2 separate regions of the Homo sapiens genome follow, and region 1 is linked to region 2. Evidence: read pairs that join two places in POLR2A ChIA-PET (ENCODE). Cell type or tissue: PC-9. All regions are shown on one strand.

Region 1 (2,500 bases), 470 kb after region 2:
CCCACCTGGAATACAATTTCTCTGCAAACTTTACCACCCTCGAAAAAAATTGTTTGGGAGCCTCATAAAGTACCTCCTCAGACAGTATGTTAGAAAGTATGATTTCTGAAATGGGAGTGAGAGGATGAAGTATTTGCCTTCTCTGGGGTCTGGACGCAAGAGAATTATTCCTGAGAGGGAGATTCTTTCCTCATTAGTGGCAGCATGATGTATATGGCTGACCCATTACCCGCTCTCATAGGGTATAGCTGGGCATCTCTGTTTTAGCAAAGAGAATAATTCCTTTGCCATGAATGTCCATGGCTGAAGCACACAGAAAGAAGAGTAGATCTGATCAAAGAGCACATCCATGTTCACGGGTAGAACCATGGGCCCAGAGTGGGATGCTATACTGTACACAGTGAATGTGCTTCCTGCCTCCCTGTCTCCATCTGCACAATTGCCTAGCTCTGTGCTGTTTCTATGACTGTGGAGTCAGGTTGTCACTGCCACCCTCACCCTACTAAATGTCAAGATGCCCCATGTGTGAGGCAAGCTGGTGGATAGACACTGCTACTGCACGCTGACCAAGCTGCTTTTCTGGGCTTTGGCTTCCTTGGCTTTTTCCTGCAGAACTTAAAGATGCTCCCTGGAAGTGCCCGGTATCTTTGAAGCAGACTGAGGTCCCTTGAAGGTGGAATAGACTTTTCTCTCTTCTGCCTCCTAGGCAGACTGTTCTCAGAAAGTCTCTCTGCTAGAGCTGTTTAAATTCAAGCAATCAGTGATGCTTGTTACCAAGCAGTGACCAGCTTGCATAAGGACATCCTCATTGTTGCTCCTCTTTCCTCTGTGCTACACTCTCCATTTCCCCCTGCTCCTTAATAACGGGATAGCACATGAGATTTTGCTTTAGGTTTTGTAGCTAGGAATGTCAGCTAAGATAAGCATAGAGGCAGGAGAAAAGTTGAGATTCTGAAATAAAACTATTCAACCTCATTCATTACAACCCAGTCTGGCTTCTACATCTACCACATCACCAATAATCTATTTTTGTAGTTGCTTTTTTTTTTCAATTTTATTTTAGCTTCAGGGGGTACATGTGCAGGTTTGTTACCTGGGTACAGTGCAGGATGCTGAGGTTCGGGGTACAAATGAACACAGTATGGAGCGTAGCAGCCAACAGTTCGTTTTTCAACATTTGCCCTCCCCCTTCCACCTCTAGTAGTCCCTTGTGTCTACTGTTGCCATCTTTCTGTCCTTGAGTACCCAGTGTTTAACTCCCACTTACAAGTGAGAACATGTGGTGATTGGTTTTCTGTTCCTGTGTTAATTTGCTTAGGATAATGGCTCCAGCTGCATCCATGTTGCTGCAAAGGGCATGATTTCATTATTTTTTATGGCTGCATATGCATAATATTCTATGGGGATGTATATCCCACATTTTCTTTATCCGGTCTAGCACTGATGGACACCTAGGTTAATTCCATGTCTTTGCTATGCTGAATAGTGCTGTGATGAACATGCAAGTGCATGTGTCTTATTGGCAGAACAATTTGTTTTTCGTGTGTGTATATATCCAGTAATGAGATTGCTAGGTTGAATGAGATTTCCGTTTTTAAGTTCTTTTAGAAATCTCCAAACTGCTTTCCACAGTGGCTGAACTAATTTACATTCCCACCAACAGTGTTCCCTTTCTCCACAGCATCACCAATATCTGTTGTTTTTTGACTTTTTGATAATAGCTATTCTGCCTGGTGTGAGATAGTATCTCATTGTGGTTTTGATTTGCATTGCTCTAACGATTAGTGATGTGGAGCATTTTTTTCACATGTTTGTTGGCAGGTTATATGTCTTCTTTTGAGAAATGTCTGTTAATGTTCTTTGCCCACTTTTTAGTGGGGTTGTTTTTCTCTTGTAAATTTGTTTAAGTTCCTTATAGATTCTGGATATTAGATCTTTGTCAGATGCGTAGTTTGTAAATATTTTCTCACATTCCATAGGTTGTCTGTTTACTCCGTTAATAGTTTCTTTTGCTATGCCGAAGCTCTTTAGTTTAATTAGGTCTCATTTGTCAATTTTTGTTTTTGTTGCAGTTGCATTTCCAGACTTAGCCATAAATTCTATTCCAGGGCAAGTTTCCAGAATGGTGTTTATTGGGCGTTCTTCTAGGATTCTTATAGTTTGATGTCTTATATTTAAATCTTTAATTCATCTTGACTTAATTTTTGTATATGATGAAAGGTAGGGATCCAGTTTCATTCTTCTGCACATGGCTAGCCAGCTATCTCAGCACCATTTATTGAATATGAACTCCTTTCCCCACTGCTTATTTTTGTCAACCTTGTCAAAGCTTAGATGGCTATAGGTGTGAGGCTTTATTTCTGGGTTCTCTATTCTGTTACATTGGTTTATGTGTCTGTTGTTGTATCAATACCGTGCTGTTTTGGTTACTCTAGCCTTATTCTATTGTTTAAGATTGCATAATGTATTTGCTTAGGATTGCTTTGGCTATTTGGGCTCT
Region 2 (2,500 bases):
GGTAGGTTTTCCTATTTTCCTGCTACATCTGCACAAGCTACATCTAGAATGAAGCCACCAATTTCAATGTGACCAGGCAATGGCAGCCAGCACTGCCTTACACTGGTTTGATTCTGATTCCCTAATTCTGGCCACTGCAGGTGATGAGTAAGGGTGGGGATCAGGGAGGAAGTCCAGAAGCCAGTCTTTGTCTCCCTTTCCTGCTTCTATTTAAGTGCCTATTTACATGGGTTAATCAGCTAACGCCAGTCAGCATCATGAAATCCAGCAATAGTCTTTCAATCCCCTGAAAATGACTTAGTACCGAACATGTAACAGTTCCTCCATATTTTCTTCATACAATCGTCTCGGGTATGCGCCCTCCCCTTAGTGCTTTGGCCTCTGCTCCCCGTGTTCCTGAAGGAGGATGTCAGGGTGGTTTTGTTTGCTAATTCTAGTGAGTCCTCCCTTCTCTGACATGCCTGAAAATGCTTTTGAGTCCACTGCTCAGAGATGGCCTCACAATAGCACCCTGCTCTGTGACAAAGGCAGAGTGGAATGGGCACCTTCCCAACTGAAGCAAGTAGATGCTTTTTCAAAAGGAAACCAAAGCAATTGTTTATATGCTTGGAAGATGTCTTATTCATTGGAGGCTGAATGCTGAGTCTGTTTTTGAAAACTGCATTTTCTTGAGGCAGGTCGCACGTTCTAGGAGTCCACACTGATGCAAGCACAGAAAAGAAGGAAGCCAAGGAGAAGTGATCCTGGGGGTTTTCTCAAGCCCATAGTTCCAGAAGGTGCAATACCAGCATTGGTTTATGATCAGTCTTTCAATCAACAATTTGATGATTAGGGATCTGTTAAATAAACAAATATAAATAAATATACAAATGAAAACTAATTCATAAAAGCATAGACATCTTAGTTAATAAGTTAACCACATAGGAATAGCTCTACTTTTCTAATGACAAAAGCCTAATTTTAAGGTTGTTCAAGCACATTAGCATTTAATTTTATTAGCTGACATTGATGCTAGGAGACCGACACAGCGTGAACCTTCCAGAACATATATTATGCTTTCCAAAGGCTTTCAATGTTAACAGTTTAGGGAGTCTTATTTTAAAAATTTGGACTCAAAAATTACATTAATAATTTAGATTTTTTTGAGTAAAATCAACCATCTTTCTCTACTGTCATTGATCTTTTAGGTATCTGGCCTTGGCCCAGTAAATATATATTAAGCACTTATTTTGTGGTAGAGCCAGTGTTGGACTCAGCGAGCTTAAGTAATGACTAAGTAAAAAAGAATGAGGAAAAAAAATGCTAAGTTTAATAGTGAACATTAATTTAACATGCCAATATGAAAGCAACATTCCTCTCCCTTCTTTGTATACAGGGAAAAGTTGGGAATGCTAACTCGTGCTGTGATGGCATGCATAAAACAATAAGCAGTAAGATATATAAATATATAATTGTAAAGAACAGTATTATTAATGAAGTCCAAATTATATAGGAGCTTTTCTGCAGCTTACCTTTGCACTGTGTATGAGGAGCACAGAGATTGCTAAGCAAACTAATATTATAGCTAAGGACTCAGGAACTCATAAGCCACAGTGCCTAGGCATTATTCCATTTTTGTCCTTGTGTCCTCAAAAGCAAAATAGAAATAACCCTGTCTCCAAAACAGTCTTTACACTGGACTCCCCCATAACCGTCATCCTTGATATTAGTCTGAAATAGAGATGTCCAGTGTACATTCATGGTGATGTTGCTCTTACCTCTACATTCGTATTTCAGGTCAGAGAAGAACACCATTTCTTGAGAGAAGACAAACAACCCTAGTCTACCACCAGCATAGGTTTTATCATAGATGGGTCCTGAGTCAGCCATGATTTTCTTCCCTTCATACATCACCACTCTGCAGGGAAAAAAAATCTTGTTTAGTGACAATGCTATTTAATACTTTTTGTCTTTTTGTCCCTCAGTGTGACTGTAAGTGAAAGTGAATCAGTATGATCGTACCTAATGAAACCCGTCTTTGGCCTGTGGCTGAGACGCCATCTGTAGGCGGTGAAATCTTTCCAGCCTATGTGACGAGGGTCATGCCACAGGGTGCGCACCTGAAGGAAAAGGAAAAGGAAAGGTTGAAACACAGCTCCTTCAGGTAAAGATTTCTATTTCATTCCATCAGAAACAATGCTTGAAAGGTACTGAGCTGATCTAAGTTAGAGGGCTGCAATGGGGAATTTTTCCAAGTCCTCTCATATTTGTTGTGTGCCACTGAGCACACATATAAAGCAGACAGAGAGGAGGGAAGGAGGTTTTTTTGTTTGAAAAGGCTGAAGGCACCTTAGGATTTGCAGGGCAATTCTTGGTCAAGCTCCCTTTTCAACACTATTATGTTTTTACAAAGCAGAGTTCAATGCTGCAGCTGGTGATGCTGGGAACTTTCTAAGACTCCCTGGTCAGAGTCTTGGTCAAAGCACAGCATCCCCAGTGCTAGTCAGGCACCCATAAGCTC

The links. Peaks named below come from ENCODE experiments on the same cell type or tissue, not always from the same donor. Only the 100,000 strongest peaks of a DNase experiment are listed, where the experiment ranks them.
Region 1: POLR2A ChIA-PET joins it to region 2 with 10 read pairs; 12 of 35 experiments call an interaction of 5 or more read pairs at or near these places.

What each region holds. Positions count from the first base shown.
Region 1 is chr15:39,119,837-39,122,336 of GRCh38, reverse strand. The region is part of intron 1 of LOC105370777 (a long non-coding RNA gene); the gene reads left to right. Among named protein-coding and RNA genes, the nearest start is that of LINC02915, 130 kb to the left of the region's middle. In PC-9, no CTCF peak of the experiment used is centred here; no DNase peak of the experiment used is centred here.
Region 2 is chr15:39,593,698-39,596,197 of GRCh38, reverse strand. THBS1 (thrombospondin 1) reads right to left here. Exons shown (of 22, transcript NM_003246.4): 20 at 2,002-2,099; 21 at 1,758-1,897; 22 at 1-836. The coding sequence ends at 829. Among named protein-coding and RNA genes, the nearest start is that of THBS1-IT1, 8.8 kb to the right of the region's middle. RefSeq lists an enhancer at 1,600-2,500. In PC-9, no CTCF peak of the experiment used is centred here; a DNase peak (open chromatin) is centred at 1,277.